3 separate regions of the Homo sapiens genome follow, and all the other regions are linked to region 1. Evidence: chromatin contacts called from ENCODE Hi-C or POLR2A ChIA-PET data. All regions are on one chromosome and are shown on one strand. Each heading gives the region's core, a stretch centred on a gene start or an enhancer-like site at or near the end of the contact. The rest is flanking DNA. Distances are from core to core; before and after follow the strand shown. Region 1 holds the start of ADAT2 (adenosine deaminase tRNA specific 2). Region 2 holds the start of SHPRH (SNF2 histone linker PHD RING helicase). Region 3 holds the start of FBXO30 (F-box protein 30).

Region 1 (3,049 bases), core at 202-2,701:
GTCTGGCTAAGTTGCCCAGGCTGTTCTTCAACTTTTGAGATCAAGAGATCCTCTTGCTTCTGCCTTCCAAAGTTTTGGGATTACAGGCATGAGCCACTGCATCTGGCCATGCTACTTTGTATCTTTTTAAACATGTAGATGTTTTCAAAGAATTTCTAGACCTCTCTGGCTTTGACATTTTTTGTCTCTTAATTGTATTATAAACACCTAGGGATGTGATTCCATAGTTTACGTCCTCCTACACAGGATTAAGGAGGCAGCTGCTTCTTGGGTTTTAGCATATACAAGTTTCTTCAAGGTCTTAAAGGAAAAAAAGTACTTGTTAGGAGGGCTACATGTCACTGGGCAACAGGAACTTTTCAGCTTCATTATAATCCTATAGCACCACCGCTGTATATGTGGTCCTATAAGATTATAATGGAGCTGAAAAGTGCTAGCGAGCTTCTTAACTGGGATAAAAGTTTGTTTGTAAACGTATGTAAATGTATTTACATGTGCTAGCCCAGGGTCAACCTAAAAGGTAGCGAAAGTGTTTAGCCCAGAAGTCTACATAGAAACTAGGGTTGTCTACCTCCATACCACCCTGAATGTCCCCCGATCTCGGAAGCTAAGCAGGGTCAGGCCTGGTTAGTACTTGGATGGGACAATAGGGCTAAGGTGAGTAGATTTAATGCTCCAGGATAACGACCTTTACCGACAGGTCATTGTGTGGCACGTGGCTGTATGTAGTTATTAAAATGTAAATACATATATTTACAAACAAACTTTTTTTCCCAGTTAAGAAGCTCGCTAGCACACAGCATTCTGTTGAAAGCCCCCTTTATTTCGCAGTCCTGAAGGGAGTGAGGGAAGGAAGTAAAAGGGCAGAGGAAATAATGAATGAATGCGAGACGCCGATTGTACAGGGACTTGTTTCCATACTGCTCTCTACCAGAAACGTTCTCAGTTTCCTTCCTTCTGCTGGACATGTTCCAAGGGCCAAAACCTCAAATAATGTGACTTTGTAGATTGGAGAGTGTGTGACCACAGAAAGGAAAGGGAGGCAGCACGTGCCAGCCGGCGACAGAATGTTAAGTCTGCAGCATACTCCACCGCAATGAAACAAATAATTTGTGTATTTCCTCCCCTTCCTTCGCCCAGAGCCACTGTGAGAATGGGCTACAGAAAGTTTCGAGGCAGTAAAGCCAGTTGTTCACCCAGAACATCTGACTGCCATAAAAATTATGGTGACGAGAAAGAACGTTTGCTCAAATGCCGGGGTCGGGTTGAGGGCTGGAGAAAGGTCCCACCCCGCAGCATCTACCTCCCGGGCTCCTCACCATGTGCATCGCCTCCTCCATCCACTTTTCGGTCTCCTCTGCCGACACCGAGCACGCGCCGCTTGCAGCTGGCTTGGGTGCCGCCTTCGCCTCCATACCCAGCCACCACTCAGCTACAGAGCCCGCGGCAGAGGAGGAGCGCGGGCAGCGGAACGCGGCGGGCCCGGGACCCCGTTTCCGGGGGTAGTCTAATGAAAAGGCACTCGGGAGCTATTTCTGAACGGACCTGGGCTTGTCGGACCAGTGAGCGGCGGCGGCTGCGCGGCGGCAGCGGCAGAAAGCGTAGCTGCTTTGCTGTAGTCCACGCCCCCTTGCCGCTCCGGTGACAGTCTCTGCGGAAAGTCACGTTTGTGATTTCGGGAGAGCACAGAACGGGACGACGGCGCTCTTGCTGGGTCATCTGGGCCAGGTGACGAAGAAACAGTTTCCTGGTGAAGCAGTCCCTCACCCCTAGTCAGCCCACACCCCTAGGGCCTAAAGATGCTGAGGTCTGTATGGAATTTTCTGAAACGCCACAAAAAGAAATGCATCTTCCTGGGCACGGTCCTTGGAGGTGGGTGACAACGTGCTTGAAAGGGGGCATTGGGAGAAGGGGGTGGGAGAGGTGACTTCTTCTAAAATAAGGACAGGCCGGGCGATCCTAGTCTGGGATATGTAGAGGGAGTTCGATCAACCATGGGATGAAAAGGGAGGTGGCCAACCTCCAGGGTTCTCCCATCTCTGCAGTTGAGAAATGCCTCTGTGCCCTTTGCCCTGTCACCGACTCTTAACTCTGTTTCTCACCTATCCTTTTTTCTCACGGACCTTTGGAGAACTCATCACAGTTTAAGTTTCTGTTTCAAGGCACCATTCTCTTACAGGAACTTTTTAAAAAAAATTCTGCTTTCCTGTGAGATTCTGCATTTCTCCTTGGCACTCTTGATACTTTGGCTCTCACCCTTCTCAGGAGTTTAATAATAATCTAGGGAAGTTACCTATAGGCTGCACTTCGGGTGGTGGTTAAAGTCGATTTGAATTTTTGAAAACAGCGCAGTTGTCCTAAAGGACTGAAAGATATGGATTAGATAAAGAAAAACAAATCAATATTTTAGCTCTGTTTCTGCCATTTTAGAATACAAACTATGGCAGTAAGAAAAATGCTTGAGGGATGTTGTGCAATCTTCCTCAGGATCTTCAAGGTTGGGATCATTGTAATCTAGCTGACATAACTGAGTTGCACAGGCCCAGAGGAGATTTAGAAACAGATAAGATAAAAATCTTGAGACGCTTTTCCCTCATACAATGCTCATGTGATAATATTCAGGGATTTGAAGGAGGGAATAAAAGTTTTGTGAATTATATGAAAAGGACATCTAGGAACTATAAAAGAGGAAATTTGTTAGAACTTGAGTTTTTGAGAAATAGTCTCATCACTTATTACATGCTATGTTTACAAAAGTACTTAAAATCAAGAACAGAGTTTCCCAAAGAATTTGGTTGGCTTTTCTCTTAGTATTAGATTGTATTCTGTTCTCCCCAAACAATTTGAAATTAACAGTACGTATTAGATTGTATTCTGTTCTCCCCAAACAATTTGCAATTAATACCTTTAGCATCAATAGTTCAGATTTTGGTGATGCTTGAAAGTTTGAAACAGAGTTCTTGTTGCTGAGCCAAGGATGGTGTTTTGCATGTCTCTGAGGTCTATCACACATCAATAATAAGCATATGTAAATTTTGAACACCTTCGA
Region 2 (3,049 bases), core at 410-2,909, 2.5 Mb after region 1:
GGTTTAGGCTATTAAGGGCAAAAAGGATTACATACTTGCCATATTCCTGTCCAAAATGTTGTGTTATGGAAATGAAGCCCACTCATTACTAAGTACTAGGAAGCTCTTAATGACCCAGGGTTAACATAATCTTTTCCTTTTCTGTAGAAATAATTCCAGCAAGGTGAGAGTATTTTCTTCTACTGAATGCTAAAATATGCTAGTTACATAAACTTTAAAAATGCCCTCATAAGAAGCTTTTTCACCAGCAAATTGTTTCCCCTAAATCTTACTGGCCTAAACTCTTAATAATAAAAGTTTTGTTTTAATAATTCTGTAAGTCCAGCTCCTTTCGGGTGGACAAAGAGGATATACAAGAGCATCTCTCAAAAGTAAACTATTTTATTCTCAATTGCCAGCTTACTGGTTAACTGGTCCTTTAAAGCTCTAGAAAGTGCAGGTTATCGAGCACAGACATAATCATTACAATACTGCTCAGGACTGCTCTGTCTCCAGCATGTTTACTAATCATAAACTAAATAGTCTTTTTTGTGACAGTAGAGATATCATGGATCGTTTCTATTCAAGAGTTTCATCATTCCTACTAATGCCCACTGGAATAATTTAAAGTAACAGTAATAACTTTATCTTATTTTGTTCAGAAAAAGCCCCAAGTTCCTTAAGTTCCTTAAGTACAAGTTGGAAGGCATCAAACATCTCGGATTTCTACCTCGTGCTAATGTCAAACTACTTGGAAAAAGGGCACAAGCTTCCTGGTCATTATTTAACTGATCATTATACAGTGACTATTAATCATCAAATAACACCCTATCTTCGTTCATAAACATAGCAACTACCAGTCAAACTGTACAATGTCAAAGAGTGGTTCTGAATTCGAATGTAATTAATCTGGCTCCAAAGGTAACGGAGAACTTTGAGTGGGACTGAGAAACCTCTGCCTCCCCTTTTACTAATACAATGCCGCGCACAAAGAAGGGAGGCGGCGACCCAGTTCCAGCCTCCGGGGGTAGATCTGCGGCGCACGGTACCCACTCAGTTATCTTCCGAAAGACCCACAAGCGGCTCCCGGAGTCTGAGCGGGGCTGTCAGCGCCGGATCGCTCCCAGCAGGCCGAGCAAACAAGCGACCGCGAGGCCAAGGAGCGTGACGACGGACTCCCGGATCCTAGTGTGTTGGACGCTCGAGACAAACACCGCAGGCCCCAGTGCATGAGGAGAAGCACAGCCTCCTTTCCCACGACCCCACTTTATCCCCGGAGGGACGTGGTGGTCCGAAGTTCGCTAGTCCGGGATCGGGAAGAGGTGGGGAAGACTCGCGCAGCGGCTCCCTCTCAGCCCTTGAGCTTCCCGGGCTCCAGGACAACCAGCGTCCTCCCTCCCTGGTCCCGGAGGCCAAAGACCACCTCCCTCCCTCCCTCCCGACCTCTGACCCCTGACCTTCCATCACCCAAGCGCCTACCCAAGCTGGTTCTCCGAGCCTCTTGAGTCTGTTTGCACCAGGCCTGCGCTCCTCTACAGACCCAGCAGATCACGGGCACGCATTCGCCACCCACCGAACATGGGCTTGAGGTGGGCACGAGCGCTTTTTGCCGGAACGTGTAGGGGTCCCCCGGGAGACCCAGAAACCACAGCGCCTAGCTGCCGGGCGCGCGCTGTAGCGTGGGGTCAAGGCGAACGCGCTCGTCAGAGCACCCCGCCCCCTTTCTCCTGCGCTGGCTTCATGAGTCTCTTCTGCGCAAGTTCACACTGTTAAAAACTTGCTGAGGATACAGTGGAGTCTCGCGATAGCTCTGCCCCACGCCATTAGAGAACACAGGATGGCCGAATGCCCGAAGTAGGGGGCGGGGCTCCCCTTGAAGCGAAGGGCGTGTGTGATTTGTATCTCTAATAAAAAGGCAGGGGCCAGGAGCGGTGGCTCACGCCTGTAATCCCACCACTTTGGGAGGCCGAGGCGGGCGGATTTCCTGAGGTCAGGAGTTGGAGAACAGCCTGGCCAAGATAGCGAAACCCCGTCTCTACTAAAAATACAAAAATTAGCCGGGCGTTGTGGTGCGCGCCTGTAGTACCCGCCTGTAGTCCCAGCTGCTCGGGAGGCTGAAGCAGGAGAATGCTTGAACCTGCGAGGCAGAGATTGAGTAAGCCGACATCTCCCCACTGGGTGATAGAATGAGACTCCGTCTCACAAAAGAAAAGCAGAAAAGAATTCTGCAAAAGCATCTATTTTACTGCTATAAAGCAGCCACTAAGTAGGTACGAATAAAGCTTCTCCCCCTCAAAAACAGACTTTAAAGGGAAATGTGAATAAATATTCAAAGATGAGAGAAACTATTAAATACATGTGTTGCGCTGAAGCTGGCCTTCCACTATTGGTCTTTTTTCCTCTCACCTCTTCCTCATAGAAGTGACCTTAATGTTGGAATAACTCTGAGAGGCTTCAGGGTCAGGAGCCTGTGAAATAACCCTCAGGAAACACTGGGGACTCAGTACTTAGTTAGTGAGTACCTAATAGCAGCTTTTCTGCTGTGGAGGCCTTTTGGGTTGTGTGACCACAGAAGCACTTGAACTAAGTTCTTGTCCAAGTGAATATCGGTTGTAGTTGTGTTAGACAGTCCAGGGTAGTCCATATTTTACTTAGTATATTCCTTTATCACAGATACGAAGCTGTTTCCATAAGCAAATCCCCGCCTCCTTTTATTTTGCTTCCCTTTATTGTACTTTGCAGATAATATGTTTTCCTATAAATTGAAGTTTTTTGGCAACCTTACTCAAGCAAGTCTGTCAGCATCATTTTTCAAGCAGCATGTGTTCACTTGCTGTTCATCTGTTATGGTGATCTATGATTAGTTATCTTTGATGTTACTATTGTAGTTTTTTGGGAGCATTACAAACTCTGCTCATAGAAGATGCTAAACTTAATAAATGTTGTGTGTGTTCTGAAAGCTTCACTATTGGCGCCTGTCTCTCTTCCTCTCTTCAGGCCTCCCTATTCTTTGAGACACAACAATATTGAAATTAGGCCAATTAATAACCCTACAATGGACTATTAAGTG
Region 3 (3,049 bases), core at 213-2,712, 2.4 Mb after region 1:
AAAAGTTACGTCACGGCATTAAAGTGCTAGGTAAAAACAAATTGGCAATTTAAAAAGTCAGCAAAACACCATGTTATCCCCAATTAAACTTTTGTGATGAGAAACAGTGACTAAGCATGAAGAAGAGTGATTCAGCGGAAACCGCATATTGAAATCTAACCCTCTGAAAAATCCTAAAGGTTTATTTTATGCTACTCTTTTCCTTTTGCCATGTCAACAATTGGACTGCTTTGGAAAACCTTAGTATGAGCAAATGCAAAACCTGTTAATATAATTTCCATAGGTCTCTAAAGAACAAACAGTATTGAAATTTAGCAAATGGAAATTAAAATTTAAAAAGTTTGGGATTTTGTATTAAAAGATTTTAAATTAATCTACACCGATATCAGAATGCCCATAAATAACTTCATCTTGGATCAGAGTCAACGAAGTAATCATGGAATAAAAGGTCAATTCGTTCCCAAGCATCTTTTATCTGGGACTTACAACAGGGCTCAATAAGAAAAACAAGAGAAAGGGAGAGGGAAATGGAGTACTAGGACATTGGTAAACACATACTGTTTTGCCTCTTTGCCTCTATACTCCCAAATATACCCGTTAAAAACATACTGGCAGATTACTTTGAATTCAGCACGCGCTCTATAAACCCCTTCCAAGCAAAGGAGTTCCAAGGCGCAGGTCTTGGAACAACACAAATAACCTCAGGTCTGCAAAATAAGGAAGTTCCCCTTTAATAAGGACCGAGGCTAAGGCTAAGATCCTCTCACTTCCATGAATGGCAAAGTTACCAACTTTGCTCATCCCGTGCAGACAGTGGATGATGCCTCCCCAGTCTTACTTTAAGCCATTTGTCCCCAAATAACCCAAGTTTCTAAAAACCAGACGGAACGAGAAGCTTAGGGTTCCCTAAGTTTAACTCCTCCTTCGTCCCTTCCCAATACAAAGACACACAAACTGGGGGGGACACGGAGGTCGGTGCCCTCGAGGCTTAAGTCGCCATTTGCTGACCTCAACGGCTGGCCCGGCATGCGGCCCGGCGAGGACACGAGCGCGGCGGACGCCCTCTCAGGGCGCCCGGACGGCCGACCCGGGACGCGCATGGACCGGGGTCAGCCGCCTTTCCTCTGCTCCAGGCCGGGCCCGTCAACCCCACGGCCGCCAGCGCCAGCGCCTCGGTCCCGGCCGCGGCCTCAAACTGCCCGGCCGCTGCCTTCGTCCCCGCCGCAGCGCGGACGGCGCCGGCCTCCCCTGCGGGCCTCCCGTCACTCACCGGCCGGCGCGGCCGAACCGCGGCCCAGGCCCTAGCTGCCCTGGACGCCGTGCCCAGCTGCTCCGCTCTGTCCCGGCGACGCTCCGTACCCCACACAGCCGTCCGAACCGCCTCCTCCGCCCCTCTTCCCCAGCCGGGCCGCCGCCTTTTCTCTTCTCCCGGCCTGCTCCAGAGGCAGCCACCCTCCTCGCGCGCCCCGCCCCGCTGCGCCCCGCCCACCCGGCCCGGCTTCTGCCGACAGCTGGGCGGGGACGCGCACGCAGTCCCGGCGGGGACGCGCACGCCGCCCTCTGACCCCGCAGCGTCGTGGCTAGAGTAGGGTCTGGAGAGAGCTCCCACTGTGGCGAGTCCTGTCGTTGGATTCCCGCGGCGCCCCGTAAGGCTCCGCCCCGGCGGTGCTACCAAACCCTGTTCGATTTTAGAATCGTACATTCCCAGAGGGAATCCTAGACCCCTCATTTTACAGTTGAGGAAACAGGCCCAAGTAGCATGACTTGTTCGCGCCGCTAGTCGAAGGAGCAGCAGCCCCGATCCCTTGACTCTGGGGCACTGCTTTCCCTTTAGCTCATTTTTGGAGGAAATGGGTGCGCCCTTGCTCGACCTTTGGTGATTGCCGCCACAGGCCTTCCCGCCGGCTAACTCAGCGTGCCCAAGTCCCGTGACTTAGTGCCAGGACGGTGCTGTGACCCGTTATCCCCTGTCGGGTTTTACCTCCCCCCGGGAGAGCTCAGCCCTGGATCCCGGCGGGCGGCGGAGCCTCTCTGGAGCCCGGACGGGACAGCCCACCAGGGTCTGCTTCTGTGAGGGGCCGAGGCGTCATTCCGCGAAGGTAATTAGCTGGGGAGGGGACTTGAAGCCGCTTTTGCAGTGTACCTTACATATGACTGGGGAGTAAAGAAATCCCACAGGGCTGTATCAAAGAATGGATGGATGTCCACGCCCCCGCTACCACCACCAAGCCTTGGTCTACGGCCGAGGGACAGTGATTCCGAGCTCTGGGTGTTGGGAGCCGCTCACCCGCCCCCACCCCTCTGTCGGGGACTCCTGCCCACCCCGTCGCAAGAGAATTACAACAAAGGAAAGATGGTTGTAATCCTGGCAGTGGGGATGGGGGCAGAGCCAGGAAAACACTGTTGTCATCCTTTTTGTGGCTGCATCTTTACCCCTTGCTGTTGTGCTTTGGGAAAGAGAGCTCACACATAATTTGCTATCCTACAGAGAAAGCCTGTGGGTTTTTCAGATCCGTAAATTAAACAAAACAAAACAAAAACTGAGTTAGGAACTTAGATTACAGAGTAAAGGTTGATTCCTTAAATGATTAACTTTTTGAAAAATTATCTGTTCCCCTTATTTTGCCTGATTTGGCTGTAGACAGGCTCTGGTCCTCGGTTCAGACCTTGAGAGCCACTGTCCAGAGAGCTACATGGTCAGGATGGGGAAACAGGCAGGATGGCCCAGTGGGAGAGGATGTAGGTGCTGCTACACTATAGCCCCGCTCAATGCTCACTGTCCTGGATTGAGTCACAGACCTTTGTTTTGCTTTAGCTGTCCTCTTATAAAGGATCTAAAATAGATTATCTCTAGAGCCCTTTCCAGCTTTAAAATTCTGTGAATCTCTAATTATACTTATTGAGATCTGGGGCTTTACCTTTTACTAAGTCACCTAGCTGACACTAGGTCACCCTCACTCGCCTGAAGTTGAGTCATTCAGGTTGGAAACCTCATTGTCTTCTTTGTCCCTTCATCTCAATAATTTTCCATGTCCAGACAATTATTTAA

The links. Hi-C counts contacts between places; a loop is a spot of excess contacts on that map. ChIA-PET counts read pairs that join two places held with the same protein, here RNA polymerase II (POLR2A). Pooled maps may share reads with other maps.
Region 2: a map of CD8-positive, alpha-beta T cell shows a loop between it and region 1 (35-fold over the local background). The contact joins the promoter of SHPRH here to the promoter of ADAT2 in region 1. A Hi-C loop is called at or near these places in 3 of 168 maps with a recorded cell type or tissue (B cell, CD4-positive, alpha-beta memory T cell and CD8-positive, alpha-beta T cell), 1 of 37 single-sample maps with no recorded cell type and 9 of 50 pooled maps.
Region 3: a map of B cell shows a loop between it and region 1 (11-fold over the local background). The contact joins the promoter of FBXO30 here to the promoter of ADAT2 in region 1. A Hi-C loop is called at or near these places in 1 of 168 maps with a recorded cell type or tissue (B cell), 1 of 37 single-sample maps with no recorded cell type and 11 of 50 pooled maps. POLR2A ChIA-PET finds 5 or more read pairs at or near these places in 2 of 52 experiments (OCI-LY7 and activated naive CD4-positive, alpha-beta T cell).

What each region holds. Positions count from the first base shown.
Region 1 is chr6:143,449,244-143,452,292 of GRCh38, forward strand. ADAT2 (adenosine deaminase tRNA specific 2) reads right to left here and starts at 1,452. Exons shown (of 6, transcript NM_182503.3): 1 at 1,320-1,452. The coding sequence starts at 1,415. It overlaps PEX3 (peroxisomal biogenesis factor 3), which reads left to right and starts at 1,562. Exons shown (of 12, transcript NM_003630.3): 1 at 1,562-1,872. The coding sequence starts at 1,800. It also overlaps the pseudogene RNA5SP221. RefSeq lists enhancers at 458-1,440, 1,243-1,402 and silencers at 483-562, 623-702.
Region 2 is chr6:145,962,699-145,965,747 of GRCh38, forward strand. It overlaps SHPRH (SNF2 histone linker PHD RING helicase), which reads right to left and starts at 1,660. Exons shown (of 30, transcript NM_001042683.3): 1 at 1,033-1,660. RefSeq lists enhancers at 1,177-1,306, 1,417-1,636, 1,548-2,535, 2,087-2,136.
Region 3 is chr6:145,813,333-145,816,381 of GRCh38, forward strand. It overlaps FBXO30 (F-box protein 30), which reads right to left and starts at 1,463. Exons shown (of 3, transcript NM_032145.5): 1 at 1,271-1,463. All of the region lies in intron 1 of EPM2A-DT (EPM2A divergent transcript), which reads left to right. RefSeq lists enhancers at 872-1,426, 2,484-2,553 and a silencer at 1,104-1,643.